3 separate regions of the Mus musculus genome follow, and regions 1 and 3 are each linked to region 2. Evidence: chromatin loops called from intact Hi-C (ENCODE). Cell type or tissue: gastrocnemius. All regions are shown on one strand. Each heading gives the region's core, and the rest is flanking DNA. Links, peaks and the distances in the headings are about the cores only. Region 1 holds the start of Ccdc167 (coiled-coil domain containing 167). Region 2 holds the start of Cmtr1 (cap methyltransferase 1). Region 3 holds the start of Rnf8 (ring finger protein 8).

What was found. Hi-C counts contacts between places; a loop is a spot of excess contacts. Peaks named below come from ENCODE experiments on the same cell type or tissue, not always from the same donor. Only the 100,000 strongest peaks of a DNase experiment are listed, where the experiment ranks them.
Region 1: it touches region 2 in a loop (4-fold over the local background); 3 of 42 quality-filtered maps call a loop at or near these places.
Region 3: a loop joins it to region 2, with 1.9 times the contacts of the local background. A loop is called at or near these places in 8 of 42 quality-filtered maps.

The regions. Positions count from the first base shown.
Region 1 is chr17:29,712,476-29,722,883 of GRCm38, reverse strand. Ccdc167 (coiled-coil domain containing 167) reads left to right here and starts at 5,867. Exons shown (of 4, transcript NM_026782.2): 1 at 5,867-5,950. The coding sequence starts at 5,909. In gastrocnemius, for the core only: no CTCF peak of the experiment used is centred there; a DNase peak (open chromatin) is centred at 5,822; H3K4me3 peaks cover 1,391 bases; H3K27ac peaks cover 984 bases.
Region 2 is chr17:29,655,948-29,666,355 of GRCm38, reverse strand. Cmtr1 (cap methyltransferase 1) reads right to left here and starts at 5,761. Exons shown (of 24, transcript NM_028791.6): 1 at 5,585-5,761; 2 at 3,050-3,184. The coding sequence starts at 3,179. The region is part of intron 7 of Gm28043 (predicted gene, 28043); the gene reads right to left. It overlaps Gm20161 (predicted gene, 20161), which reads left to right and starts at 8,027. Exons shown (of 2, transcript NR_167666.2): 1 at 8,027-8,211. In gastrocnemius, for the core only: no CTCF peak of the experiment used is centred there; DNase peaks (open chromatin) are centred at 4,016 and 5,762; H3K4me3 peaks cover 1,847 bases; H3K27ac peaks cover 2,037 bases.
Region 3 is chr17:29,608,742-29,619,149 of GRCm38, reverse strand. Rnf8 (ring finger protein 8) reads right to left here and starts at 4,361. Exons shown (of 8, transcript NM_021419.2): 1 at 4,072-4,361. The coding sequence starts at 4,182. Gm28043 (predicted gene, 28043) reads right to left here and starts at 4,361. Exons shown (of 28, transcript NR_132314.1): 1 at 4,072-4,361. In gastrocnemius, for the core only: CTCF peaks have their summits at 4,597 and 5,471 (motif pointing left); DNase peaks (open chromatin) are centred at 4,341 and 5,472; H3K4me3 peaks cover 2,115 bases; H3K27ac peaks cover 2,137 bases.

The DNA.
Region 1 (10,408 bases), core at 2,730-7,729, 57 kb before region 2:
AAACAGCTACAGTGTACTCCTTTACATAAATAAATCTTTAAAAAGAAAAAAAAAGAAAAAGAAAAGAAAAGAAAAGGCTTAGTTAGTTTTTCTAAAAGAGAAGAAGAAGGAGGAAGAAGAGGGAAAGGAGGAAGAGGAGGAAGAGGAAGAACATCTGCTGGGGTGGGTGAGGTGGCTAAGTGGGCAAAGTCACCCACTGCCAAGTCTGACGTCCTGTGTTCGATCCCCAACACCCACTGGAGGGAAATTTGACTCCTGCAAGTTGTCTTCTGACCTCCGCATATACGCCCAAACACATATTTGAATACATACTAAAAAAATACATTTTAAAAGATTTTTTTAAACCACCTAATTAGCTGCTAGCTTCATCCTCTTGTCTTCTTCAAAGGAGGCATTTGGTCCTCTGCACAGGAGGAACGGCCCTGCCCTTTTCTGTGGGCCACCTTACTTACAGATGGATGCTATTCCTTTTTCTGGGAAATGGGGGTGTCTAAGCCAGCTCTCCTTTCCTTAGCCACAGAGCTAATGGATACAGAAACTGTTTTAGGAAGAATAAAGTGTCACAAACACAAACACGGAATGCATTTATTGATGTATTCATGTTCCTTTGTGTTCCCAAAAAAGGATCCCAGGTATCTTAGTGAAATGCTCGTCATCCTGTGAGCTAAAAAATAGACACTGTACGGCCACAGAGATGGCTCAGCAGGAAAGAGCACTGGCTGCTCTTCCAGAGGACCAGAATCTAGTTCCCAGCACCCACAGTGCAGATCACAACCTTCAGTAACTCCAGTTCCAAGGGATCCAAAGCCCTCTGCTGGCCTCCAAGAGCACCAGGCCCATACATGGTGCACAGCCATCCATGCAGGCAAAACACCTGCATGCATCAAATAAAAATGCACATCTTTAAGTGGAAAGAAATAGACACTGTGACTGAGCTGAGAGAAGTCAGTGAGAGCGTGAGCAGAGCCAGGGAAGACCTACAACGAGGAAACTCAAGATCCCCAAACAGGTCTGTGGAGAATGGCAATCTCTGTCAATCACAGAAAGGGAGGGCACCCCAAGACCGGACCCCAGGGCTGACATTCTCAAGAGGCCAGTGAGAATGCTTGCCTAGTAGGCATGAAGCCCTGGGTTTGATGCATACAATTGGGCATGATGCTACATGCCTGTAATCTAATCCCAGCACTTAGGAGGTAGAGGCAGGAAGATCGTGAGTTCAAGGTCATCCCCCATCTACCTAGTAAATTCAAGACCGTGTCTTAGAAAGCTTCAAGAACAGATACTGAGGGATCAAATAATCTGGATTTCTATGCCTTCAACAATCCCCCATCCTGTTGTTTTCAAAATCTCTAGATTATCTACTTATTATTCGATTTCACTTGACTAAGAACTGGTCACCAAATAAATGAGCAAAAAAAAAAAAATCTAGTTTTTATAATATAGTCAAAATGAATCTGGAGCTAAGCCATGGTATATACAAAGTTCCCCCAGCAAAGTAAAAAAAAAAAAAAAAAAAAGAAAAGAAAAAGAAAAAAAAAAAGATGTTTCAGCATCTTGGCTTAGCTGAAACATATAAAACCCACAAAGATATGAAACCCATCCGAGCAGCCCATAAAGACACCGCTGCCTTTGCCTCGGAACTTTGGGCTATGATCTGCTGCCCTGGAACAAAATTCAAACATAAATCAGCTCCCACTGTATTTTTAAACCACCTACGAAACTCTTCATTTCCTGCCTGAAGTGCTTCTGACGATGCAGCTCTTGCTTGCCCCTGCTCTGAAAAGTCTCCCTCGGGGCACTGCTGGGGACGGGAGCCTGGGTCCCACAGTTCAGGCAAGGCCAGGCAGAGGAGAAGGACGGAAGGAACCATCTGGAGGTTGGGCTGTTACCCAAAGTTGGAGAGGGTTCTTTCTGGCGTTCACTGCCAACTGGGATCCCCTCTCATCAACACCCAGTGCAGTCTCATCTGTGCCCTCTGACCTAGAGCCCCTGCCAAACCACCCCAGATGCCCACGGCACTCTTCTATGGCTTCTATTGGAGCCACTAATGCAGCAAAAGTAAGTACCAGGCAGCTGGCATTTAATTCTACCATGCCTGGGCATTTGCTACTTCGTGCTGTCAGTCTGTCTCTCTAACTGGATTAAAGATACCATGAGGGTAACAACGAGTTTGTTCTTACGGCATATGTCTACCTTCCAGTTAATCACAGCGCCTTATGTCTGGGCATCTTTCGAACAACAAGGTCATGAAAGCAGAATGGAGGGTGTCGAAGCTGGCGAGCAATCCCTGCTCCGTCCTTTTTGCAGAGAAAGAAAACCGCGGCCAAAGGGGAGGCTTGACCAACCCGAGGTTGTGCCATGAGAACCTTCCAGAAGTCACCCAGGTTTCCCACCCACCAACACACATGCTCTATTTGCCTTAGCCACTCCAAAAACCTTCAAAAAAGACAGCTCAGGCCCACAGCTCGCTGGGGAACAAAGATGCACAAGCCCGCCACCCCCCAGGACTCCCATCTGTTCCCGGGCAGGGCTGCCAGGCCAGGCTGCAGATATCTCAGTGAAGAGTCCTCAGAGGAATAGCAGGCAGGTCTCTGTACTTGCCAGGGTCACGTGGGGTGGGCTAAGACCTGAGTGGATTACTGGGTGCCCGGGCATCCTCTACCCACAGCACACCATCAGCACAATTTTGTGTTGCCCTGACACATCAAACTGTGACTGATGTCCCAGCTCAAGGACAAGTGGTGAGAGAGGCGGCAGACCCCTCAGTGGAGATGCCTGTGCATGCTGTGGCTGCAGTGTACTCCACACCCCAGGTATCTGCCTCAAATGCAAATCAACACGTGTGCTATAGGCAGGTGAAGGCTCACAGAAACCAGGCTCAAGACAAGAAAACAAACGGCAGTGACTGGTGGCTCCTCGGTCCTGTGGACTCTCCTGGTCACTCATTCTGCAGATGCAACTTCTTAGCAGGTCTCATGGGGACCTTCCACACCTGGCATGATGACCCTTACCAGATGTGAAAACTGAGGCCTGGAAAATGGAAGTACCTTGCTCCACATTGCTACTTTGTACAGCTGCAAAATGATTCCGGTGCAGTTGGAGTCCAGGAGGGCTTCACCTTAAAGTTCCCCTTTCACTATAACTCACAAAGAACTTGGTTCCAGTCCATTGAGTTTTTTGTTGTTCTTTTTGTTATTGTTTTTCTTTCTTGGTTTCTCAAGACAGGGCTTCTCTGGGCAGCCTTGGCTGTTCTGGAACTCAGTCTGTAGACCAGGCTGGCCTCGAACTCAGAGATCCACCTGCCTCTGCCTCCCAAGGACTGGGGTTAAAGGCGTGCGCCACCAACAACCGGCTTTAAAAAAAGATTGATTTACTTTATTTTTGTGCTTCAGAGTTTTGTCTGTCCATCACGTGTAGGCAGCGTCCAAGGACGCCAGAGGAGAGCATTGGATGCTAATAAGCGGGAGTTACAGGCTGTCATTAAACACTGTGTAAATCGGGTGTGGTGGCGCACACCTTTAATCCCAGCACTTGGGAGGCAGAGGCAGGCGGATTTCTGAGTTCGAGGCCAGCCTGGTCTACAGAGTGAGTTCCAGGACAGCCAGGGCTACACAGAGAAACCCTGTCTCAAAACAAAAGCAAAAAAAAAAAAAAAAAAAAAAAAAAAAAACCAAAACCAAAACCAAAAACCCACTGTGTAGATGCTGGGAATTGAACCAAGAGGTCCCATGCAGGGGCCAAAATGCTCTTAACTGTGGTGCCCTCTCTCCAGCCCCTCGTCTTGAGCATTTTATTCCATCATCAGACCCAGAGGAGGAGGTCTGTTGAAAAAAAGACATGGAAGTTGAGCGCTTTGGTAACTTTGTCCTAAACTGGGAAGAGATGAGACCCACATGAGGCACACCCAGAGTTCTGTGGCTTTTTCTTGGTGCCAGAGAAACACAGAAGGAGCCACTTCTAAAAGAACACAGTGCTTCTCCTTCTCGTCTTCTCACCTCCCCTGGGCCAGCGCCTGTGATAATTGGGAAGCAGAGTCTGTTTTTTCTGGGACGGAACCAATGCTGGAAGGGTTGTTGATTGACAGCTGATAGACAATGTTCTCGAGGAAGATTTTCTTGTGCCGGGTGTTAAGCTGAGAACTGCACTAAACAACTTCAGCAGCCTGCGTCCTGTTCAGGTAGAATTTACTACCTGTTCCCTCTGCAGGTCGCAGTCAGGCAGCCAAGTGAGATGGTATCTCAGGTCCCTTCCAGCCCCATCACTCAAGGGCTCTATCATGAAGAAAACACAGATCTGAAAAAAATTTTTTTTCTCCTCCAAACACTGAGGTGGGGTTATTATTCACATAGAGAAACGGACTCGGGAGTGGAGATAAGTGGGTAGAAACAAGGAGCTTCGATTCTGGTCTCATCATCTCTGACCTAGTAATTCCACGGGGGCAAATTTATCTTTAGAAAGAGACACGGAAGGACAGAGCTGTGTGTGCACACAGGCCTGCTCTGTTCCCGAAGCAGAGAGGCCCTGCGGTGTGAGATAATATCCAGTACAAGAATGGAACGTAGGTACCTGAGGGATCTATGGCAGCTTTTTGAACCACATCCCCACTCTTTCAGACAACATCTATCTACTTTTAGTTTTTTTGCCATACCACAATTTTTTAAAAATTAATTATTATTATTATTATTATTATTATTAAGGTTTCACTGTTGTCCAGGCTGATTTCAAAACTGTGGACTCTAAATGATGCACCACCTCACTATCCTAAATAATTGAGACTACTCATATGTCCACCATGCTCAGCTAACTTTTTTCTTTTAATAAAAAAAACAAAAACAAAAAAACCATAGCACTTCACAGATGCTAAAGGTACTGACTTGTAGCTAGAGAAAGTACCCAAGATGCTGAAGGGGTCTGCAACACTATAGGTGGAACAACAATATGTACTAACCAGTACCCCCCGGAGCTTGTGTCTCTAGCTGCATATGTAGCAGAAGATGGCCTAGTCGGCCATCATTGGGAAGAGAGGCCCCTTGGTCTTGCAAACTTTATATGCCCCAGTACAGGGGAATGCCAGGGCCAAGAAGTAGGAGTGGGTGGGTAGGGGAGCAGGGCGGGGGGAGGGTATAGGGAACTTGCAGGATAGCATTTGAAATGTAAATTTTAAAAATATCTAATTAAAAAAATGAAAAAGAAAAGGTACTGACTTGTAAAACTTTGGTGGCAGCTCTATGTCTATGTCCTGTGGTAGGGTTATAGTCAAAACATCTCCAAGTCCAAGGTCTAAACACTCTAAAATCCTAAGCATGAACAAGCCTCTAAAAGAAAGCCAGAAGCCCAGGTAAGACCTAGGAATCTCAGGCTAATATGGTGTGCTGCGAGCCTTCTTCATGCCTTCCGTGATGTCTGCAGGCTGTTCTCATTTCACCAGAAAACAAGCTAATGCGAAAGAACACAGGACAGAAAGGATTAACGGTGCAAGACCATATTAGATCCCAAAGGGCAGAGCAGTTCAAGTTGGGACTGAAGGGCCAGGGCTTGCAGGCTGAGCCTTGCAGGAGCAAGAACATTTGAACGAGGATAGCCTAAAAAACGGTGCAGGGATGCCCTGAGGGATGCAAGAAGGAAGATGTTTGAAAAGAAAGAAGGAAGTTAAGATAAAAGCTCTCAAGTACGTAAAGAGGTCTCCACTCACGGGTAGACCTGAAACTGCTTCCCTGCACATCTTATACCCGGAGGCCGCCCCTCACAAACATGGCCGCTGCAGGATGGACGCGCCCCTTAACAAGATGGCGACGCAGAAGTCCCGCCTCCTTCCTCTGCACCGACCAATGAAAAAGAAGCACGAGGTCCTGCGCGTGCGTAGTGCGACTTAATGGGCTGGTCCAGCGCGGAAAAGACAGCAAGCAATATGACTAAAAAGAAGCGGGAGAATCTTGGTGTCGCTCAGGAGGTGAGGGGGAGAAGTCGGGTTCGAGTCACGTGGTTAGTCACTGTGTTCCGACGCAGGGGCGTCGATCGGCCCGGCGGCTGCGACGTCGAGGGTCAGATGGAGGAAGCGAGGGCGACGTGGCTTTGGGAGAGGCTGTGAAGGGAGGTGAAGGGTCACGATGAGGAAGGCAGGGATGGAGCTGAGAACCATCAGCTCCATCCCTGGTCAGGGGAGTCCCAAAGAAGACAGGCCATAGTGGGTATTCTAAAAGGAGAGACTCGGAGACTAAGGGAGACTTTAGCAGAAAGAGACAGGTGGGAACCAAAGGTGTTCGGGACTTGTAGGTGAGGGACCACCATGGAGCTAATAAGACTCCAGGGTGAGTGCGAGGCTATTATTCAGTATACTGCTAGTGGCTTAAACGTCTCCAGAGAGGGGAAGTTTTTCCTGTGGGGTATCAGCCTTGTAGCTTGAGGATCTTTGGAAATCTGCAGAGATTCCTAGAATTGGTGTTTGGGAAGGCCTTTAAAATAGTTTGTCATGCATGGAAAAAAAGCCGTCTGATGCATGTTTCGTTTGCATGTTCAATGAATTGTTGCATGTCTGTTATGCTCGTATAGACGAGGGAACTGAGGGTCTACGTGGAACTCAGGACATAGGTGGCACATGGTTATAGTCCCAGGGCTCAGAGATCTAAGCCAGCCTGGGATACAGAGCAACACTGCAAGGAAACGAAAAGGCGGAAGCCAGCTTAAAGTGGTGAAGGTGATAGAGCAGGGAATAATGCTCAGGTGGGCTTCCTGGAAGTGGGGACTCGTTTCCTCTCCCTTACAACGAAGGCATGTTCAGCCTGGGCCCTTGGGCCACTGGTGTTCCAGTACATCTAGGAATGTGATACAGCATGCTTGTAGATGACAGCATCAGGCTTCAATGTCAAAATATTGGACGCCCTCGAGGCATCCTCCCAGAGGTTACTTATCTCCTCAGTGATCCCTTTTTTGTTTGTTTGTTTGTTTGTTTTTTTCAGACAGGATTTCTCTGTGTAGTCCTGGCTGTCCTGGAACTCACTCTGTAGACCAGGCTGGCCTCGAACTCAGAAATTCGCCTGCCTCTGCCTCCCAAGTGCTGGGATTAAAGGCGTGTGCCACCATGCCTGGCTGCATTTTTGTTCTCTTTAGTGGTGGTTTGCTACTTTGAGGGATCCGTAAGCACCGCGCTGACGTGCTGTCTAGTGCTCCAGGACTGTGATGGGGCTTAGAGCGACAATCGGTTTGTTACATAAACCATTTTTCAGGTGTGGAACAACTCAGTATTATGTGGTCCTTTGGGCAGTGAGTTCAACGCTAATGAGAACTGTACGTTTATTAAATAAGATCTCTTTAACAGAAGTACACACCAGAGAACATTGTATGAGTTGATGATAACGTTGACCAGAGCATTATGGAAGCCCAGCCCACTTCAGTATTTGTTAATGAATGTTATCTCAGTTTTAAAGAATATAAGTACTGGGGTTGGAGAGAAGGTTCAGTAGTTAAGAGCACGGGCTGTTCTTGCCTCTCCGGACACCAGATATGTATGTGGTGCACAAACATATAAGCAAAACATTCGTAAGAACTCGTATGGCTAGTTCTGGTGACATAATGCCTGTAACCCAGCACTTGGGAATCAGGGGAAGATCACAAAACCTTCATAGCTCAACCCTTGCTACATGTGATCCTGGCTCAAATACACAAACAAAAAGTATAGCAATCACATAATCAGTCTGTCTTAATATGAAGGTGGCCGTGGGCAGTGTGACTGTAGCAGCTCCGGTGAGACCTCATTTAAAGCTAATTGTGTGCTTAGGCGGCTGAGGTAGGAAGCTCGTGAGTTTAAGGTCAGCGTAGACAATAGTGAGAAAACCAAAACCCACTTCTTCGTAAGAAGAGGAGGTGGCATATATTCTGTCCACAGCCTTTCCGCTTACCAGGGTTCTGCCATCTTATCAGCAAGATTAGGACCACCCCACTGGTATGCTCTTCGTCAAGAAGAGAATAGAGAAAGTGCCTGCTGCGTTAAGGACTCTGGGCCCAGAACTGCCCACTTTCTATTCCTACGAACCAAGGTGCACCCCCCACTACCTGCAGGGCAGCGGAGACTGGGCTGGGCTCGTCAGCTAAGAGGCCACATGCCCAGCTGCAGTCTCATCACCAGGGGAGTTGGGAGCAGATCTCCCTGCAGAGCACACCTCTCCTCACCATGTGGCTGTCAGGTGCCCGGAGCATGCCTGGCATAAGGTGGCGGAGGACAGACAGGGACTCCTTCATCACCCCAACCATTTAAATCTATCCCCTTCTTCCTGCTTTCATTTCCACATCTGTAATATGGAGGAGAAACTCCTGTCTTTTGTCAGGCTGACACAAATCAATCTTCTATCTATCTACCTATCTATCTACCTCTACCTACGCTAGGGCTAGAGCCCAGGGCTTCCTGCCTGCTAGGCAGGTGATCTACCATTGAGCTACACCATCAACTTTTGAAGTGTTTGAGTTTGACACAACGTGTATTCTCTTAGTGCTTTGTATGGGAGCAGATCTACCCATTTTGCAGCCTTATGAATGGTAGGGTGCTGGCTAGTTTTTTGTCTGGTTGACACAAACTAGGGTCATCTAAAAAGGACCTTCAAGAAATTGCCTCCATCACATTGGCCTGTGGGCAAATCTGTGGGGCATTTTCTTGAGGAATGATTTGAGGTGAGAGCAGGTGGTCCCGGGTTGTATAAGCAAGCAAGCAGGCTAGCCGGGCATGGTGGCGCACACCTTTAATCCCAGCACTTGGGAGGCAGAGGCAGGTGGATTTCTGAGTTCGAGGCCAGCCTGGTCTACAAAGTGAGTTCCAGGACAGCCAGGGCTACACAGAGAAACTCTGTCTCAGAAAATAAAAAAAAAAATAAATAAATAAATAAAAAAGGAAGCAGGCTGATATATATAAGTACTGGGTTGCCATGGTTGCAAGCCAGTAAGCAGCACCCTCCATGGTCTCCGTATCAGCTCCTGCCTCGAGTTCCCTTCATGATGAACTATAAACCTTGAGTTGAAGTGAGAACTGGAGAGATGGCTCAGCGGTTAAGAGCACTGACTGCTCTTCCAGAGGTCCTGAGTTCAATTCCCAGCAACCACATGGTGGCTCACAACCATCTGTAATGGGATCTGATGCCCTCTTCTGGTGGGTCTGAAGACAGCTATGATTTACTCATATAAATAATATAAATAAATAAATATTTAAGTTGAAATGAATCCTTTCTTCCCCAAGTTGCTTTTGGTCATATTGTTTATCACAGCAACAGAAGAGCAAACCAGAGCTGATCCTGGTACCAAGATCATGGTTACTGCAGTGACAGACCTGACCATGTTGTTTAGGGAGGATTGTGGAGGCATTTAGAACGTGGGGCTGGAAATACCATTAGTGATCAAAGCTTAATGAGCTGTTTGTGGGAGCCTGGAAAAGAACCCAGAGCAGCACAGACCTTGGAGACCTGGCTTGTAACGTTTCAGGGCAAATAGAAGACTCGCTCAGGACTGACCGTAGGCTGGTTTGTATTGAGAACATGTATGTAGCTCTGGTCAGCTGTGACTGAAGAACCTGCTGTGATTTAACAAGAGACCCGCACAGTAGGCAAGCCCTCTAGCACTGAGCTATATCCCCAGCACATTTTACCCCCTCAGTAACACTACGCTCTTACAGATGTTTGCATGGATGTTTTAAATATTGGTAAATATACAGATGTATAAAAACATATATCTTCGGTTTTGTCACTAGGATGACTTTTTGCTGGGATAGTCAAGGTTTTGAAACCTGTAATCCTGGGCCTTCGCAGAGACCTGGCATCTGGCTGTTTCTCCGCTTCCTCTTCTGTTGCCCCCAGCGGGTCTTGAGTATTGAATGTGCACTGATGCTCTGTAGCAGTAGATATTGTCCTCTTATTAAAAGTCTTGCGCTCAGAGCTAGTGAAGTGGTGATTTAATCAAAAATGTTTGTTAATCTGACGAGTGCAATAAAAGCCCACAAGTGAGATCTCAGCACCTGCAAACAGCCCTCGCTTACTTGTTGTAATGAAACAATTACCAAGCAGGTGGCCCTCACTCGAGGGTGGCCACGGGCCAGCTGTGCCAGGTGGTTACCGCTAGGGTAGCCAGACCCCCTTTTAACTCTTCAACTCTGCTTCCTGTGAGACTCAGTCAGGAACAACTGACTATGTGTTAGATTCTGAAGTCACCACCCCAAATTGGACAGGGAAAGTTCGGCCTGGTAGGAAACTTGCTTGCATTTTGAGCTGTGACAGAAGCTGGCCTGCAGCCTTCAGCCACTTGGCCTTAAGATACTAAGTATGAGTCTCGGCTGCCTCCACCTTGCGGCACTCGTGTTTGAACCCAGTGCCTTCTGCATGCTTGGAAGGTGCTCTGCTGCCGAGCTAAGTCCCCAGCCGACATCCTGAAGGAG
Region 2 (10,408 bases), core at 3,240-8,239:
TCTTAGGAAACTGACACTATGATCTTTTCTCAATCCTGTCCAATCATTATGCTTTAAGCATTTGCTCCACTGCCAGTCATGGAAGAGCGAACAGGAACCACTGAGTGGTCAGGTTGCCTCCTGTCCTGACTCGGGTCCCTATGAGGCTGCCCTCTTTCTATAGTAAACTGACCTGGAAGTGTGTACCTCTGAGGGTTTGCCTCTGCCTCCTGCCTCGATTTCTGCAACTGAAAGAAACCACCTGGTATATTGTCAGACACATGAGAAACTGGCCAGCTCCAAATCTCCACTCCTTACATCAACAGCCACTGTCAATCCTAACTGAGTCATGAAGCTACTTCCAGAAAAGGTTAAAGCTATTTTGTAAAATGAAGGGAATGTGCCAGGCTGGTAATCACACTTCACAGTCACATTTTTTTTTTAATGTTTCTTTTCTTTTTTCTTTTTTCCACAGTCACATTTTTAAAACTTTAAAATGTCAGCCAGGCATGACACCTTTGATCCCAGCATTTGAGAGGCAGAGGCAAGCAGATCTCTGAGAGATGGAGGCTAGCCTGGTCTACGTGTGAGTTCTAGGACAGCCAGGGGTACACAGAGAAACCCTGTTTTGAAAAAAAAAAAAAACACAGTGCTGGAGAGATGGCTCAGTGGTTAAGAGCACTGACTGCTCTTCCAGAGGTCCTGAGTTCAATTCTCAGCAGCCACATGGTGGCTCACAACCATCTGTAATGGGATCTGAAGACAGCTACAGTATACTTATATATAATAATAAATCTTTAAAAAAAATTTTTAAAAAAGGAGGAGGAGGTGGTTAATCAGAGTACATTCCTTAAAGGAGCCCCAACTCTATATGCTCACCTTACTGCTCTGGGACCTGTCCTCTCTTCTTTTCAACAATGTCACTGGCAGAACATGTTCAAGGATACACTTAGCACTAAGCACTTACTCCCTAGACACACTCGCCCTTGTCCCTCCCTCACAGGCCTCTCCACAACCAAGAGGACCTGTGCACCAGCATGGGTTTTTTGTTGGTTGTGGGGTTTTGTTTTTTTTTGTTTTTTTTTTTGCTTTCCATTTAGTGACCCTGGTCACATACAGACTTTCTTTTCTACCCTGAAATCCACTCAGACATTTTCACAATTGTTTTTGACGAGTCCCACTACATTGCTCAGGCTTGTCTCAAGCTCACCAGCTCAAGTAATCTCTCCAGTGTCAGCCTCCCATCCAATCAGGAAGCAGAAGATGTGACAGTGCCCATCATTACTGAGACCTTGAAGACCCATACCTCCACACGAAAGGTCATGAGACTGAGTCCATCCTAGATCACAGCTGCCCATCTTCACTGGGTCAGCTAATGTCTAACTGTCCTCCCATGAGCCTACCACTAGAAAGTGAACTTCATTTCCTCACACTGACCAAGGAAACATCACATCCTTCCAGTCAACAATCTGTTACAGTTTCATTCCAGTCAACCACTGATCTCACAGGGCATACAAAAGGCAAGTCTGCTAGTGTACTGGGATGAAAACAGCATCCTCCTCCAAAATTCCTGTCACCTATAAACTGGGGAGGACTTGTATTTGGAAACAAGTCTTTGCAGATATAATCAAGTTCAAATAAGATAACTAAAGAGGCATAAGTCCTAATCCAATGACTGACATCCTCCTAATAGGGAAATGTTGATGCAGACGCAGGAAGGCAGAGGCAGAAACTAGAGAGACACACTACCACCAGAGGCATGCAGTACCAAGTGAGCCATCAGAGAATTACAGAAGAGAGGGAAGGGGAGTCCTTCCCAAGAGCCTTCCTAGAGAGCATGCAGCCCTGCTGACAACCTGGGTGAGCCCACTGCTCTCCAGACCTATGGCTCTACTGTAAGCAGTGCAGCATGTGAGAGTCTGTTCCATAGAGCAGCTCTCAGGGATGAGTGGAAGCCGAATAGAGTGGTGTACATGTTTAACCCCAGCACTCCGGAGGCCAAGGCAGGTGGGTTTCTGTGAGTTCAAGGCCAATCTTGTCTACATAGTGAGTTCCAGAACAACCAGAGACACAGAGTAAGACCCCTCTCAAAACAAACAAACAAACAACAAAAAGAAGGAAGGAAGGAAGGAAGGAAGGAAGGAAGGAAGGAAGGAAAAAAGGAAGGAAGCCAGCTTGTCAGAGTTAATATGAACAGAGTACTTCTAATTGTCTGGCGAAATTATGGGGTGAAATTCATATATTGTAAATGTCCACAATGTTAAAACAGATAAAGCATAGTATATTTCTACCAAATCTTTGAGCTGGAGGCAGAGAGACACTCCACCACAGCTGAGTATTTCTGATTCCAACTGCTAAAGGAACTGAGAAAACTGTACACAAGGACCCAAGACTGCCAAGGCAGCTCCATTCCACCTCTACAGAGGGGCTTCTCAATTATTAATATCTATTTAAAACACCACATTCAATGCTCAACACTTCTACCTGATTTTTTTGTTTTGTTTTGTTTTTCGAGACAGGGTTTCTCTGTGTAGCCCTGGCTGTCCTGGAACTCACTTTGTAGACCAGGCTGGCCTCGAACTCAGAAATCCGCCTGCCTCTGCCTCCCAAGTGCTGGGATTAGAGGCGTGGGCCACCACGCCCGGCATTTCTACCTGATTTAAGGCAGTGAGGAGGTCACCTGCTGAAGGACCAGGAACAGATCAAAGGCACTTTCTGGAACGGCTCCACCTTTTAGAATTTAAAACACGTTTCCCTACTCTTAGTAGGAGAATAGCAGCAAAATGGAAGAGTCTGGGTCAGTTCTCCTCTTCATTGTTACTGCAACCATAAATCCCAGGCCAGCCTGGTCTACAAAGTGAGTTCCAGGACAGCCAGGGCTACACAGAGAAACCCTGTCTCAAAAAACAAAACAAAACAAAACAAAATCAGGTAGAAGTGTAGCTTCCATCTTTCTGCCAAATGTGCTGATTTTGCTCAAGGGCCAGCGAACTACACTCTGCTCAGTCCAGGCACTAAGGATTCCAACCACCAGACGGCCAGCGGCCTCGGATCACACAGGCCAGTGTACCTTTTGCTGCATGATTGACAGAGGAGAGAGGTTCATCGTCAGATGTGGAGCTGAGGTGCCGGGCAAGCTCCCCAATTCGCTTCTGTTTCTTGAGGGGGGCAGTGCATTCTGGGTCAGTTCTCCTCTTCATTGTTACTGCAACCACAAATCCCGTCAGTCAGCTCTGAGGTTAGAACTACTGGGAAAGAGGCAAGGATCCCAAAGGTAACAACCATCATCAGCCGGATGAGATGTGGCCACTGCACGCATCTCCTAATGCTAACACTTGAGCAGCCTCTTCCTCCAAGAAAGGTCCAGGAGGGAGGCTAGCTAAGCTCTGTTTCTCAGTAACGATGGTTAGTTTCCCTAGGAAATGAGGTGCTCTCAGAATCAGAGCCCTCAGTGCTATTAGCATCAGATACCAAAAAGTTAGATTAACTCAGCAAGGCACAGGAGGAAGAGGCCTTTGAGTGCCTGCTATTCTATAACTTTAGAGACAATACTGGCCATTTATAACAATGTGCACTGGAAACAAATAATGAACCCTACTAAGTAACAGTTACAAATATTTCCAAGGACAGTCAGAGAATGATTTTTTTTTTCATCATCTTTACCAGAACAATGAAGATCTTATTATGTATGGGGAAAATGATGGGATTTGGCCTGTTTCCTGTTTTGAAAAAAGAAAGAGCACAGCGTAAGGCATGGAAGTACAAGCTGAGTGACAGCCAAGAGGGGTAAAAGAGACAACAGATGACTTAGTAATGGGATACAAATGACTTTTTTTTCTATAAAAAAAATTTTGACATTAATTTTTAAGAATACAAGTACAACTCCACAATAAGGAATGGAGAGCTGGGTGCACTTGGCACCTGCCTCTGTCTTAATACTCAGGAGTCTGAGGAAACCTGTAGAGAACCTGCAGCAAACTCCAAGGGCTCGAGGATGTCGCTCTCCCACAGAGCCTTGCCCTGCACATGCAAGGCCCTGGATCCCAGCCCAGCGCTGCACAGGGAAAAATGGAAGAACAGAAAGCTTCCCTCGATGGCCAGGAGCTGGTTTATGAGAAGCATAAAGTTTAAAAAAAGAAAAAAAAAAAAAAAAAAAAAAAAAGGACGAGGAGCTGGAGACATGTGTATGTCTTAAATTCAATTCCCAGCACCCACACCAGACAACTCGCAACTGCCTAGAACTCTAGCTCCAGGGAAACAGACACCTCTGGCCTATGCAGGTACCCACATGCCTATTTAAAACAGTCGAAAAAAATCTTTAAAAAAAAAAAAAAGAATTACAGGCCGGGCGTGGTTGTGCACACCTCTAATTCCAGCACTTGGGAGGCAGAGGCAGGCGAATTTCTGAGTTGGAGGCCAGCCTGGTCTACAGAGTTCCAGGACAGCCAGGGCTACACAGAGAAACCCTGTCTCAAAAAGTCAAAAAAAAATTACAAAATCTTCAGGAAAAGTAGTGTATTCAAAGAACTCAGAAAAGAGAAAAGACTTAAAAGTTGGAGGTACACTGGTATCTTTGGGGAACAGGGACGCTGGGATACAAGAACAGACTTCTCTGGCGTTTGAGTCAGACATATAGTTTTAAGACCATGTGTTGTTTTGACTATGAACTGATACTCAATATTGTCTATGAAAATCAGAGCCAGTTCAACTTATTTCAAAATATTTGCTGGGGTGGAGGGAGAATGAGCATCAGCAGTCGAGGTAAGAAAGTAATGGAATTTGAAGGGATATAGCAATCCCTCCCCTTGAAACCTAGCAAAAGGTTTCCGTATTTCCAGCCCGAGGATGAACCTGTGGACCCAATGTACGATCATCCCAATCTCAGGTGGCAATTTCCTAAGTGACAGTAGCAGTGCCTATTAGAGGAAAGCAGGAAAGCCAGGCGACTGAGCCAACAGAAAGCCAGGCCCGAGGAGCCACATTTTTACTTGACATCACAGATAGGTGAGCCTACTGGAAAGCTCATCGCTGAGGCTTCACAGCACATAAAATGGGTCTCATTTAACTCTTAAGTCGTCCCGGTGGGTGTGGGTGAAGCGGGGGTGGGGGGTGCCACTGGGAACTCAGTGTGGTCTGCGATGGGGCAAGTGAGAGAACAGGAAACAGCTTTGTAGAAGGGCAAGGCGGCAGATACGAACGTCCCCCTCCACCACAGCACCTTCGACTGGGGCCTCGCAGGGAATCCAAGCCAATCCTCTCATTTCCTCGGCCAGGGGAAGGCCAAAGGGCTATCGAGTGACCTACAATGGCAGACGCGCTGTGACCAGGCACTTCTAAGCGCTGCTAACCCCCGTATGCAGAGGGGAAAGAAGGGAACGCCATCTCCCCGACGGAGCTTCTCCTTTGGAAACGTCAGGTGTGATACTGTGTGCGCGGCGACCAGCAGCAGCGGCAACCTCGGCTCCGAGAGGTTGCTGGGGACAAGACAGGGGGCAGGAGCAGAGAGAGGCTACCCGAAAGCGGGCAAAGCGGCCGCCGCAGGGGAAGGATGCTGTGCCCGTGCGCCCGCCCGCTCGCACCCCCGGGGCCGCGCGCCTGCACTCACGCTGAGGGGATGGGGCGAGTAGCCGGCGAGCGGAGACGAGGGACCAGGCCGCCACTGTCGCCGCCCAGGCTGGCCCTGCAACCTCCTCCTCCCTCACTTTCGTTTTCCTCGCAGGGCCGGCTAGCTGCGCGGTCGCGCTCGGAACCCGCCCCGCGGGCGGCGCCGCTTGATAACGTCACGAGCCCGCCAGCCCCGCCCCCGCTGGGCTCAGGCTTGGCCCTGGGGAACTGCCCAGGTCGCACAGCGCGCAGGACCCGAGGCGCCTGCGCGGAAGGGGGACCGCGAAAGAATGGGGGGGCAGAGAAAAGCCACTAGGAAAATAACCCTTGTCTACTCTCGCCCTAAAGAAGGGAAATCAATACTTCACCTCAGTTTATTCATCTTGTTATGGATTACCTGAAGAAGGAAAACTCCCAAGATGTCTTAATAAATCATGTGGAGTCTTTATTATTTATTACCACCGGTGGGGCTGTCTCAGGCAGAGGAGCGGGAAGCACCCTCGGACCTCCAGTTTGTTCGACATTTTAAAGACAAGGACTGCAACTGTGATGTATACAGAAAGGCAGCTCCAAACATGTGCAACAAGCAAACATTGCTTTTTTTTTCTTTTCAGAAGCAGAGTGATAACAATTAAATGGTCAGGCAGTTAACCTTTAGGTCAGAATCACAATCACATGGTATAGAAATTTATGGCTGATCAAGAGACCAGTTTAGCATAAGATTTAATGACTGGTCGAAGTGACCGGAGACGAATTTTTGCCCAAAATAGTTTTAGCAATGAAAGTATTCTTAGGAGCTAGGTGGTAGTGTCGAACACCTTTAATGCCAGCACTCAGAAAGCAGAGACAGGCATATCTCTGTGAGTTCGAAGCCAGCCTAGTCTACATAGCTACTTCCAGGACAGCCAGGGATATATTGTAAGACCCTGACTTGGAAAGTGGGAAAAAAAAATCCTAGAAAGTGTTTCACAACATGGCGTAACTAGTTTGGTAGCTTACTACAGTATCGTCATTATATAGATTTAAGAATACAGTCAGAGGAGCCGGGCGTGGTGGCACACGCCTTTAATCCCAGCACTCGGGAGGCAGAGGCAGGCCTATTTCTGAGTTCGAGGCCAGCCTGGTCTACAAAGTGAGTTCCAGGACAGCCAGGGCTACACAGAGAAACCCTGTCTCGAAAAACAAAACAAACAACAACAACAACAAAAAAGAATACAGTCAGAGACACAAACTGGCCAAGGTCAAAGACCTGTTCCTGTTCCATAGGACATATTTAACATTGGACTAGGCATAGCTCAGTGTCAAGACTGTTCGTCCGGTACACACCAGATCCTAGATCTGATTCTCAATGCCTCAGACTAAAAGAAATAATGGCATCTGTGGCATTTGACCATATGCACTGAGATGGGCTGTAACTCTAACTCCTCTTCCCATTTTCAGACCAATATAACTTTGTTGGACATTCTCAGCTGCGTTTGTCTCTTAAACCCCGAGACTTCAAATGTCAACATATGTTCTCCCATAATGCTGCTTTTTTTAAAAAAAAAAAGGATTTTATTTTTATTTTATGTGTATGCGTGTCCTTCATGCACGTATGTATGTATGCCACATGCATATAGTACCCTTGTAAGCCAGAAGACAGCATCGGATCCCCTGGAACTTGAATTACAGATAGTTGTGGGTGCTGTGCTGAACCCAGGTCTGGAAGAGCGGTAAGTGCTCTTAACCCCTGAACCATCTCTGCAGCCCCTTTCCCAGGTGGCTGGCGCTATATGATTCAGTCTGTTTATTTGTCCAGAGATCTGATGAGTTTACCTTTTCTTCATTTCCCTGAAGCCAACAATGCACTTGAGACTTGAGTTCAAGTTTGCCTTCTACTTGTCAGGTAAACATCTCCTACCCTATCATACCTCATCCTCCCCCTCCCCTCCCCTCTCCCCCTTTCCAACCCTCCTTCTCCCTCTCTTACCCACCCCTAAAGCTTTTGCAGTAATCTCCAACTTATGATGCCTGTCTCCAAACACCTCTGTTTGAAGCTTTGTTTGTATTATCATGTGTGAGCCTATGGCAACCCATCAGTGACTCGACCCTGCCAGTGACTTCCCACTGCTCTTAGGATGACACCAATGTTCTCTAGGTGGCCTCAAAGCCCTTCAGCCTTGTCCTACTAGCCCATCACTTCTCACCCTCCTGGTGCCGTCTTTCTCAAACACCTTGTCCCTAGGGTTTCTCTCCCTGCTTTCTCTCAATGGACCATCATTTCCCTTCATGATGCTAATGACCACTTACCCCTCCAGTTTGAATGTAGTGATGATAGTAAAATATGCATTTTAGATAAGTAAAAATAGCTTAGTCAGGATCCCTTCTACACCCAAGGCTGTCCCAGATAAGCAGAACCCAGTGACATCACTCACTTAAGATAACCATACAGTCCTAGAACTCCATGACATCTACTGGACAGTATGCAAGCAGAGACCGAAAGTAATGCTCTGTCCTGCACATCTGGAGAGCATGATCTTCCCTTTAGCTGAAGAGTCTCCCCCACCCCCGCCCCCAGGATCCTGACCATCGAATCAGAGACTTCTGTTAGAGACTGGAACTGACCCTCAGCAAGGATATGTCCAACAGGTGAGCAGCCCTGGGGAGATAAGCTTGGGACCATAGTTAGGAATTTAGAGTGTGAATCTTGTGTGATGACCCTCAGCATAATAAAATAGAATTCTTGTTATACTGTGTGTACCTACCACGCATCCCTATGGTCTCGCTTGAAACAATGGGTTTAGCACTTTCCCCTCTGGAAAACCTTTCCAGAGTTCACAAGAGCATTTACCATCACCTCCATTAGGAAAACTAGCAGGCACTGCATCCTGCCTCCCACCACACCATACCCATCGGAAAAGATTCTCAGGTTATGAGGCTTGGCGACAAGAGGATTAAACTCTGAGCCATCCCATCGAGCCCTGAAGAATCTTTTTTGTTTGTTTGTTTGTTTGTTTGTTTGGAGACAGGGTTTCTCTGTATAGCCCTGGCTGTCCTGGAACTCACTTTGTAGACCAGGCTGGTCTAGAACTCAGAAATCTACCTGCCTCTGCCTCTGAGTGCTGGGATTAAAGGCGTGCGCCACCATGCCCAGCAGGAAGAATCTTTTTGTTTGTTTGTTTGTTTGTTTTTGTTTTTTCGAGACAGGGTTTCTCTGTGTAGCCCTGGCTGTCCTGGAGCTCACTTTGTAGACCAGGCTGGCCTCGAACTCAGAAATCTGCCTGCCTCTGCCTCCCGAGTGCTGGGATTAAAGGCCTGTGCCACCACGCCCGGCTAGGAAGAATCTTAAAATATAGAAAGTCACTGTCAGTAGAGAGACAGAAGATGAAAAAAAAAATAACTGACTGAGAAATTAATCAATGGAAAACAACAGCAAGCAGATCTCTGAGTTTGAGTCCAGCCTGCTCTACACAGCTGAATTCCAGGCAAACCAGGGAGACCCTGTCTCAAAAACAACGGAAGAAAGGGAGGGAGGGAGGGAGGGAGGGAGGGAGGGAGGGAGGGAGGGAGAGAGAGAGAGAGAGAGAGGTAATAGGGAGTGGGAGAGGAATGGGGCAGGGAAACAGTATCAACAACTATTTCATAAGGTGGGCTCAGGCGGTTAAGAGCACTGGCTGCTCTTCCAGAGGTCCTGAGTTTAATTCCCAGCAACCACATGGCTCACAACCATCTGTAATGAGATCCGATGCCCTTTTCTGGTGTGTTTGAAGACAGCAATAGTATATTCATATACATAAAATAAATAAATAAATCTTGCCAAGCAGTGGTGGCACACTCCTTTGATCCCAGCACTCGGGAGGCAGAGGCAGTTGGATTTCTGAGTTCGAGGCCAGCCTGGTCTACAAAGTGAGCTCCAGGACAGCCAGGGCTACACAGAGAAACCCTGTCTCGAAAAACCAAAACCAAAACCAAACAAACAAAAAAAAACATAAATAAATAAATAAATAAATAAATAAATAAATCTTTAAAAAGAAAAAAAAAACATTTGATACAGAAAAAATTATTTTTAACTCAGGGTCTTGTAGTCTTGGGCTGCCACAAGTCTAAGGCAGCACTATGCTACATATTGATATATTGAGTTCTGGGCCAGCCTGGGCTACAGAATGAAAATCTACCTAAAGAAAGAGGAGTGGCACACACCCTTAATCCCAGACCTCAGCAAGCAGAGGCAGAAGAATCTCTGTGAGTTCAAGGCCAGACAGAGTTATATTGTGAAACTCATAATAATAATAATAATAATAATAATAATAATAATAATAATGTATTATATTATTTAACAATTTTATAATGTTGTTTATTATATTACATTTATCATGTTTGTTATGTTATTTAACATTTTTATAATTATTTAATAATAATTTTAAACCATAAATACCCCCAACTAGGTAAACATAATGTGGATCATTTTTCATACTTTCAAATTCTTTTTTTTTTTATTTATTTATTATATGTAAGTACACTGTAGTTGTCTTCAGATACACCAGAAGAGGGCATCAGATCTCATTACATGTGGTTGCTGGGATTTGAACTTCGGACCTTCGGAAGAGCAGTCGGGTGCCCTTACCCACTGAGCCATCTCACCAGCCCTACTTTCAAATTCTTAAATATATACATAATAGCTGAAAGCAAATATAATGTTGTTTGGTGGAGGTTTCAATGAATATAGATGTAATAATTCTCAGAAAGATTCTAAAAGGAACTGAGAGGTAAGCTCTCTATATTCCACTGGAAGAGGGAAAATAGTGATTTTTAAATTCAATGTAAAGTTAATATCTATATGGCAATC
Region 3 (10,408 bases), core at 1,849-6,848, 46 kb after region 2:
TCTTTTTTTGTTTGTTTCTTTGTTTGTTTCATCTTGTTTTTTTGAGACAGGGTTTCTCTGTGTAGCCCTGGCTGTCCTGGAACTCCCTCTGTAGACCAGGCTGGCCTCGAACTGACTGACCTTAGCAGAAAACAGTCAAGGTTATGTTTGCTCTTTTCCTGTTTGAGACAGGGTCTCACTATATATCGTTCACTGGTCTGAACTCTCTCTGTAGACCAGGCTGGCCTGGAACTCAGAGAACCTCCCACCTCTGCCTCCTGAGTTCTGGGATTAAAGGCGTGGATAGTCTGTGGTTTTCTACAAGCCTTCATTCCTCCTTTTGTAAATCCTTCAGAATGATATCCTCCGGGCTCCTTAGAGACCAGAGACAGCTCTGGCCTAGTTTATCAGTTGCTTTTAAACGCTTCGTAATAGACTCGATCACCGAGTTAGACCTCGGCTGAGAACACAGAAGCCACCTTCGACTCCATGTCCTTCCTTCCCGAGTCCTACAGTACCTAGTCCTAGTCTTGCGGTCATTTCTGCCCTGGGTCTCTCCACTGCCCTCTCTCAGTCCACCCAGCCAGGGTTTTCAGCACCTGAGTCTTTCTCTTCCCATAGCAGCTGAAGAGGGAAAACGAAAAAAGGTTAGATCACCTCTCTTCTTCAACACCCGCCTTAACCCAAAGCTGTCCACACTCCAGTCGACCACAGGGCCTTTTCATATATACTCTCTGCTTAAAATGCTCTTTCCTTAGAACTGAAAGCTCCTATTCCCAGTCTCACCCACTCAGGGCCTACACTAACTACACTTACCTAAGAGTGGCAAGGCACAGTTCATGTTACTCGCATACGCTTAGTACAGCCCTGAAGTACCTCATTGTACCATCCATCCCGCCCTCACTGCTTCCTAGAGTATGAACCACATCTGGCACTGCTTTCCAACACACTGTGCAGCAGATATTTGAGAACACAGGGGTGTTGCCCAAACCCTGTGTGGTGAGAAACCCCTAGAGCCCTAGCACTTAGCAAGTGGAGACAGGGAGAGGATGCCCGCCTGTCTATAGAATTGGCCAGATTCCAAAATGGGTGATGTTTGAGTCTTATTTTATATCAGAAGCCACCAAGATAGCTCAGTGGGTAAAGGCACTTGCTACCAAGCCTGACAACCTGAGTTCAACATCTTGGCCCACATGGTAGGAGAGAATGGACTCCTGGAAGCTGTCCTCTGACCAGTATGCATATACACTGTATACACCACAACATGCAGACCACCACACCCACACATTTTTTTCAAATGGAGAACGTCCAGGGTTGAGGACTAGCGTGGTGATGGGGGAGGGAGTGTTTGGGGACCATCTACCGTTCCTGTCCACTAACAACTGCTATCTCTGGTAGCAAGTGTAATTAATTAGCATAGGCCCTGAGGGGGTGAGACTGGGAAGAGGAGCTTACAGTTCTGAGCAACTGTAGAGAAAATATTCCATATTCCATTTGACAGGATGGGAGACAGCCTGTCTGCCATCAGAGGGGGAAAGCACCTTGTTCTGAGAGGACTTTAGAATTCAGAGAGAGGAAATGCCCTCCGTCCTTCTCGCCTTCCCTGTCCTGGCCTTCACACTGCTTCCATTTCAGCACTGCTCCCCATGGTAACTGCTCCCCTTCCAGCCTTTAGCACAGACAAGGATCTAGACACGTCCTTGCTCTTGACCACCTCCTTGCTCTTGACCACCATCTCCAGCCCTGTCCTCCTCTGCAGGGCCCTGATGCCGAGAGAACCAGGACGTACTCGGGAGCCATCCCACCTCTTCCCCTCCCCCACTCACTCAGAGTCATGGAAACCAAACACAAGAGAAGCAGGTAGGCAGGTGGCAGGTAGTAGGCAGCAGGAATCCCGTACAGCTGTTCCCTGCAGGCCTGCAAGTGGCTCACTCACCTGCAATCAACCCCTGTTCATTTGTGCTTACACCAAACTCTCCAGATTGGTTCAGGAAGCTTAAAGACAAATAATTAACTAAAGGATTCCCTTCAGTGTGATATTTAGATCCGTCCATGTTCTTAGAGGTTTCTATCTGCATAATGAAGCTTTGAGGGGAAGAACTGGGAAGGCAGGAGCCAACCTGCTTTAGCTGTTATGATTGGCTGATACCAGGCACACCTCTCAAAACCTTTTGCAAACCCACCTGGGCTATATCACCTGAGATCCACAGTCAGATCTCATCCTGGCTTTGAGTCAAACTCTTTATACACCCTGCAGGCTATGCTCCAAACGCTGCCTGCAACCTGACTTTGCAGGTCACCAGGCAGGCTTGCTTCCCTTACACACAGGCCCCCAAGGCCCTCAGTCTTCAGCTTTCTCTTGGTTTGTCTGAGTCTTGCCCCATAGATGTAATTCCACACAGATCAAAGGAACAGTACTGAGTATGTTCAATAGTGCTTTACGGTCGGTCCTCTTGCCCTCGTTACTCCAGGAGTGCCCAACTAGCCAGGAGTAATAGATTAGTCCACAGAACTGAGTCTCAGTGAACAAGTCAACACTTAAGTTTCCCTCTAGGGTTGTGAGAGACTAGTAAATGCTCAGGGATCAGATTAATGAAGATGAAAAATAGTAAGACCTCATAGGTAAAAATAAACAGCCCTCTAATGCCTAATTTAAAGCAGGACCTGCTCTAGAATATCACTAAATAAGCCACACCTTGGCCCACCCAGACGTTCTCAGGCTCCTTCACTGTGTAAATTCTCTTCCCCTGGTTCAAACCATAAATCCCTACATTCGCCTCTCAATTGAGAATATGCAGCTTATCAGAAAAACCGAACTTACCAATTCACTGAATTTATCTTATATGATGTTTCAGGGTTATTATTCTTGCAAGGAAACACCATGACCAAAAAGCAAGTTGGGGAAGAAAGGGTTTGGGTTTTTTTTTTTTTTTTCAGCTTACACTTCTGAAGTGCAGTCCCTCATCAATGGAAGTCAGGACAAAAACTCACACAGGGCAGGAACCTGGAGGCGGGAGCTGATGCAGAGGCCATGGAGGGGTGCTGCTGACTGGTTTGTTCAGCCTGCTTTCTTATAGAACACAGGTGCACCAGCCAAGGGACAACCCCACTCACAATGGGCTGGGCCCTCCCCTATCAATCACTAATTAAGAAAATGCCTTACAGCTGGATCTTATGGAGACATTTGCTCAATTAAGTTTCCCTCTTTTCAGAGGACTCTGGTTTGTGTGCCAAGTTGACAAAAGACCAGCCAGTACACATGACCAACATTCAGTACTGTACAGGCTTTCCAAAACCTCAAGGATTCTACATTGCAAGCGCATCCCTGACCCAGTTCTGCTTCCAGAGCAGACTGCAAGGATTGAAAGCCCACAACAGCACCCAGCACCTCTCCCCCACTTAGAACTGTTCCTCCCACTTTGTCTTTGTTTCTAATTTTGCGTTTGTGGAGCTGCAGATACAGCTCATTTGGTAGAGTCCTTGCCTTCCAAGTTCTGTGACCCTGCGTTCAATCCCCAGCACCGGCCTTTTAAGTCAGCTTTACATTGTGAGCAGTTTCTGGAGAGAAGGCTGACCCACTTCAGGAGTGGCCCACCCCGACGCTCCAGTTCCCCTCGGAGATGGAATGGAAGACTTTTATTTTCAGTATTACAGTTCGAGGGGTTTAGGCATGCTACCCTTAAACTCCTGATCACACTTAAAATCAACTCCAGAGAGTCCACGCCCTCCGCAGCCTTCCAGGCGTCCATCTTCAGACTCCCTAGACAGGTTCGCCACTCCTAGGAATCAGTGGGGACGCCTCTGCCTCAGTTTCTCCGTCTCTGATAGACCCTTAACTGGGACAGTGCCTGTTCTCGACCCCATCCTTCTCCTCGCTGGGAGGCCCGCGTCCGTTACAGCGGCTCCGGCACGGGTCCCGCTCCCGCGCAGCCGCCCTCCAGCTCGGGCCTCAAGCCGCGGACTCGCCTGGCCTCGCGGCCCGGTCCCTCCGGGCCCTGAGGTGGCCGGAGCCCGCTGCCTCGGCGCCTCCCCGCCGACCGGTGTGCGCGGCCTTCCCCCGCTCCCGCAGCTCGCCAGGCCTCTCGCCCTCACCTCAGTCCCAGCCTCCAGCTGCAGCCACTCGCAGTCCATCCCCAGCCGCCGCAAGCACCAGCTCCGGCGGGCCGCGAGCTGCCCCGAGACCAAGGGGTCGGGCTCGCCCATGGCCCGACCGGCACTGGGGCAGCGTTCAGCAACCAGCCAACCTCTAGCCTGAGCTCCGGCCGCCTCCGAGGTTCCTCTCGCGCAACTTAATCTACACACAAGACAGAAGCAATCGCCCGGGGATCGACCGCGTTGAGAGCGCGGGCCCGCCCCAGGCCTGGGAAGGCGGGCAGTGCGCGTGCGCAGCGGGAGGCGGGCGGGAAGTGCGCAGGTGTGAGCCTGAAGAAGGACGAGCGTAACGTCTGCTGCGGACAAAATCCTAAACTAAAGCATAGATTTTAGGACTTGGAGGATGGCTCAACGAGTAAAGCTACTTGCTGGCAAGCGTGGAGACGATGCTCAGGCTTCACCTATATGGTGGCTGGGGAAAACTGACTTTTCAAATTGGCCTCTGACTTCCAAATGCGCACCCTAGCGGGTGGGTGTGGGTGTGCGCGCGCGCCTGTGTGCGCGCAGAGTAATAAACACTTAAAAGTTATAGATTAAAAATTATAGTAAACAACAGAAACACTCTCTTTCCTTGGGTTCGTGAGTATAATAATGACTTTCCCAATACCTTCTTTCCTCTCTGCGCTCTCCAAAGCCAGTACCCCAGATCCAGCAGCAATGAACCTGAACCTTTATTTGTATCCCACCCCTTTTTCCTTTGGCAGAGTGTGGTGGAGGATGAGGAGTTCAAGGGCATCTACCGCTATGCAGTGAGTTAGAGGCCAGCCTGGGATATGAGACCGTGTCTACAAAACAAACAAAAATTGCTTTATAACACGGTGATGACGGCCATAACCATTTTATTGAGAACTATAGCCTACTTTGGGTTGGGAGTAGGAGATTCTGAACATTGAACACACAGCCAAGGATGTACTCTGTAGCTAAATTATACCTCCACCCCATTATAACCCACTTTTGAGTGATTTAGAAAAGTCTGATCATTTTAAGGTTGATTCAGTCTATTCCTATTTAGCATCTATTTGTTTTTCATGACCTCATTTTGTTTCTGAATCTTTAAAAATTATACCAGGCAAATCTGTAGAGATGGATCGCATTACCTGGGGCTCATACAGGGTACAGAAGGAATGGAAATGGGCTTGAAGGGGCTAGGGAGATGAAACTCTCCCTTCTCTCTCCACGCTGAAGTTTGGGTGTTTAAGATATGTGTGTATGGGCTGGAGAGATGGCTCAGCGGTTAAGAGCACGGACTGCTCTTCTGAAGATCCTGAGTTCAAATCCCAGCAACCACATGGTGGCTCACAACCACCCGAAAGGAGATCATGAGATCTGGTGCCCTCTTCTGGTGTGTCTGAAAACAGCAACAGTGTACTTACATATAATAAATAAATCTTAAAAAAAATAAAAAAAAGATATATGTGTACATGTTTTGCCTGCATGTATGTCTCTGAGCCAAGTGCATGCCCAATGGCTGCAGAAACCAGAAGAGGTTGTTGGATCCCCTGGAACTGGAGTTTATTATTTTTATGGATTGTTTTGGTTCGGTTTATTTTTATGTATGTGTCTTGCCAACATGTATGTATGTACCACGCGTGTGCCTAGTGCCTGTGATGTCCAGAAGAGGATATCAGATCCCCTGGAGCTGAGGTAACAGATAGTGAGCCATCATGTGGGTGCTGGGCACCAAAGCCATGTCCTCTGGATGAGCAGCTCATCTTGATGTGCCATTTCTCGTACCTGATGTTGTTTTTTGTTGTTGTTGTTGTTTCGAGACAGAGTTTCTCTGTATAGCCCTGGCTGTCCTGGAACTCACTTTGTAGACCAGGCTGGCCTCGAACTCAGAAATCTGTCTGCCTCTGCCTCCCAAGTGCTGGGATTTAAAGGCATGCACCACCACTACTCGGCTGTTTTTTGTTTTGTTTTGTTTTTTTGATTTATTTATTATTATGTGTAAGAACACTGTTGCTGTCTTCAGATGCGCCAGAAGAGGGCATCAAATCTCATTTAAGGATGGTTGTGAGCCACCATGTGGTTGCTGGGATTTGAACTCAGGACCTTCTGAAGAACAGTCAGTGCTCTTAACTGCTGGGCCATCTCTCCAGCCCCTTGGTTTTTTGTTTGTTTGTTTTGTCTTGTTTTTTAAAGAAACCAAATCTACAAAATTGTTACTACAGAGAGCAATGTTAATGACAGCACTCACTTATGGAGCTCTTGGGAGGCTAAATTCCTTGGTAAATACTGATCACTGTTGGCTACCATTGGAGGACACTGTAGTCTCAGCTTTTGCAGTAGCCACCCCTAACCCTATGCTGTATCTTCACTTTTATTTATTATTTTTTTTATTATTATTATTATTAGTGGTTGTGGTGCTGAGGATGAACCCGGAGCTTTGTGCATTCTAGCCAGGACTTAGGCACTGAGCCACACCCCCAAGGCCTCACCTGTGACATTCTACCCTCAGTTATCCAAGAGACATATAAAAATAAGGTTTTTCCTCTCTTTAAGCTGGTAATATTATAAAGAGATTCCTTCAGCTTTAGACTTTTACCTATAAGCCACATCCAAGCAAGTCATGTCTTTGAAAAACCTAAACCAAACAGTTTCCCTTTGTGAGTCCGGGTGGGTCGCTGGGCTGCAGCTTAGCTAATGATGTGAATCGGGTTTCCCTGCATGGGGTTCGGGGGAGGTGAGATGGAGGCTTTTTTCATTACATCTTGAAAGACTGAGCTGGGTAAAAAAGGAGTCTTGACGTGCGTGTCTGAGTCCTGCCTTCTCTGTTCCCTCCTCTGTGCTCACGAGTCAGCTGTATAAGGGAAGCCTGCATTTACCTATCCTAGAGCTAGGGTGAGGGAGGATACAGGCAGACACCTGAGGTTTGTGGATACTGGAGTGTGACTTCAGAGTGAGGTCCTCCTCCCTCCCCCAGGATGAGCCAACCTATGTGTGTCTGGTGGGAGCAGGGAGCTAGAACTGAGGGCTCTACATTCTAGTTGGATCTACTTTATCTGACTCCTTTATTTTACACTCCTCTGTACCCCACCCCCAAATATGAGATTCAAACTGAAATGTAAGAAATGCAATCTGAAGGTTCCCTTCAAAGCTGCCCCTGCCAGCCTAGGGCCAGCTACCATCGAATAGGAAACACTAGACCCCTGCTAACGCCTGCTACTGTAGCTATTCCACTATCTAAACTCTGCTAAGCTCTACACTCCCAGTCCACCCAAACTGGAAGCGTGGAGTGGAAAATTACTAACAGCCAAACTCGCCCTTGGGGTCATGTTTCCGACAAGCTTGAAAATGAACAGGAGACGGGACACAGAGTGGAACCCACTCACGATTACAAATGTAAGTGATGGAAAGCCAGGCCCCAGATAGCACAAAGGAGGGAGTGACTGTCAGTTATGAGGAAAGGGAGGGAGGGGCTCTGCACAGTCTGTGAGCTGCTCGCTCTCAGCATTCCACCAGTGCACCTTTTACTGTGATGACACCCTGCAAAGTCACCAACTAGACTAACTGCTCTGTCTATGCTCGGTGCTCTGTCTATACTCAGTGTTCCTACTCTGGGGTGAGGATCCATGCTTCTGGCAAAGGGAAGGAAGGAAGGAAGCCTTTGGTTTCAAAAGGGAACGGTTTTATTTACTGACTGACTTACAGACCAAGATCATCAGAGTCTCACGTGACTCAGGCTTGCCTTCAATTTCCATATGTAGCTGGGGATAGCCTTGAACCTCTGACCCTCCAGTCTCCTCCTCTAAGTGCTAGGATTACAGAGGTGCACCGCCACCTCTGGTTTATACAGTGTTGGGGATCAACAACCTACTCTTCACACATGGTAGGAAGGCATTCTACTAACTGAGCCTTGGGAAGAAAATGTCTTAGAAAACCAGAGGGGTGTGTGTGTGTGTGTTCTCGGGGCTGGGTGTAGAATCTGCTTCAGACACCTTTTGTACTAAATGCTGTCATAAGTACACTGTAGCTGACTTCAGATGCACCAGAAGAGGGCATCAGATTAGGGGTGGTTGTGAGCCACCATGTGGTTGCTGGGATTTGAACTCAGGACCTCTGGAAGAGCAGTCTGTGCTCTTAACTGCTGAGCCATCTCTCCAGCCCCTAAATGCTGTTTAATGTCAACAAAGCTGTCTAATATGTTTGACTCCTTGCATCGTGCTCAGAAGTGCTTATAATAAGCCATCAAGTATCTTCCATCCTGGTCGTATCTGTAATTGCTGTAATTGATAATTAGGGTGGCTATTTTAGAACAAACTCAGGTCAGTGTATAATTACCCTACTCCTTTTCTGCCTGCACCGGCCCAAACATCCATCAGCTTGTCCAGGATAAGCTTCAAGTTCAAATATTTATTGCACGTCAGATTTTACTAAGGTGGGGGGCAGTGGGACCTCAAAGTCAATGATGACAGCCTTGTTTGCCTCTCCATCAGTGTGAGCTTTTGGGCTGTTTATTTTGCAGGTGATACAGCTATCAATGTCAGTGTCAAATGTAGGCAGGAGGTGATTTATAGCTGGACTAGATCACTGCGAGTTGACTATCCGGAGACTACAGAAGTCACTTTGGGTGTAGCTCAAGGTGTACATGCAAAACCTTAGGTTTGCTCCCTGGTACTGGGGGGGGGGTACGGGACAGAGATGAGGAAAGAAGGAGAAAATAGAGGAGAGGGGAAGAGGAGAGGAAGGGAGAGGGGAGGGAGGGAGGAGGGAAGCATGCTTGAGTTATGGTTTATGGCTGTCTCAAGGAAAGACAGAAGCTAGAAAGTGGTCTGGCAACTCCTGCCCAAGAGTGGAAGAAAGAAGAGAGGCAGAAAGAGCTGATACAGGATCAGGGCACAGAACCTGCAGACCTTGGCAGGTTCCAGAACCTTCAGTCTTCAAGGCCAAGGGTCCCAGAGTCCAGGGCATGAGTGTGACCCTGGCTGTTGCTATCCCAATACCTGGGACTTACAAAGGACTATAACATTAGAAGGTGCTCTTATTGACTTAAAAAGGATGCCAGATCCCCTGGAGCTGAAATTGCAAGCAGTCATGAGCCACCATGTAGGTGCTGGGAACTAAACCCAGGCCTTCTGCAAGAGCAGGAACTGCTCGTTCATAACTGGACCAGCTCTCCAGCCCAGTTTCAACCAATTTCCTAGTCAGAGTCAAAGATATTTCATTCTCTCCATAAATGAAAACTAGACATTTGTTTGAATACACACTAGTTAAAAATTAGTTATTTTAGGCCGGGTGTGGTGGCACATGCCTTTAATCCCAGCACTCAGGAGGCAGAGGCAGGTGGATTTCTGAGTTCGAGGCCAGCCTGGTCTACAAAGTGAGTTCCAGGACAGCCAGGGCTATACAGAGAAACCCTGTTTTAAAAAATTTTTTTAGTTATTTTAAATCTCTGGATCACTTAGTTAAATTATATCAAGCAGAGAAAATGTCCACTGTGTATAATAAAAGTCAAACTCTAAATTTAATTTTGAGGTCAATTGAATCTTGATGTTAAATTATCTTCATGTGCCGGGCAGTGGTGGCACATGCCTTTAATTTCAGCACTTGGGAGGCAGAGGCAGGTGGATCTCGGAGTTTGACACCAGCCTGGTCTACAGGGTAAGTTCCAGGACAGCCAGGGCTATACAGAGAAACCCTGTCTCGAACCCCTCCCCACCCCCCCAAAATTACCTTCATGTGGTTTTGATAAAGTCTTATTTGTAAACATTCATTTTGCTGTTGTTTGGGGTGTTTTTCTGTTTGGTGGTTTTGTTTTGTTTTTCGAGACAGAAACAGGGTTTTTCTATGTAGCTTTGGCCATCCTGGAACTCACTCTGTAGACCAGGTAGGTGGAACTCAGAGATCCAAGGTGTGTGCCATCATTGCACAGCACAAACACTCCTATTGAACCCTAAAAAATTTTTTTAAGATTTATTTTATTCTATATGAGCACACTGCAGCTGTCTTTAGACACACCAGAAGAGGGCATCAGATCTCATTACAGATGGTTGTGAGAGTCATCATCATGTGGGTGCTGGGAATTGAGCTCAGGACCTCTAGAAGAGCAGTCAGTGCCCTAAACTGCTGAGCCATCTCTCCAACCCATACTTGGGGTTTTGTGTTTGGTTGCTTGTTTTTTTTCTGCCCTCCACCGTGGCAGACTCATTAGCTAGGCAGATGGCTGCCTCCAGAAGGCTAACCCTCCAACCTCCCTGTAACTTGGTGTGAGCTATTGTAGGCTCCATTCTGCTTCCTGCGCCACAGGAGCTAATACTATACAGCGGCTTTCTGGAAG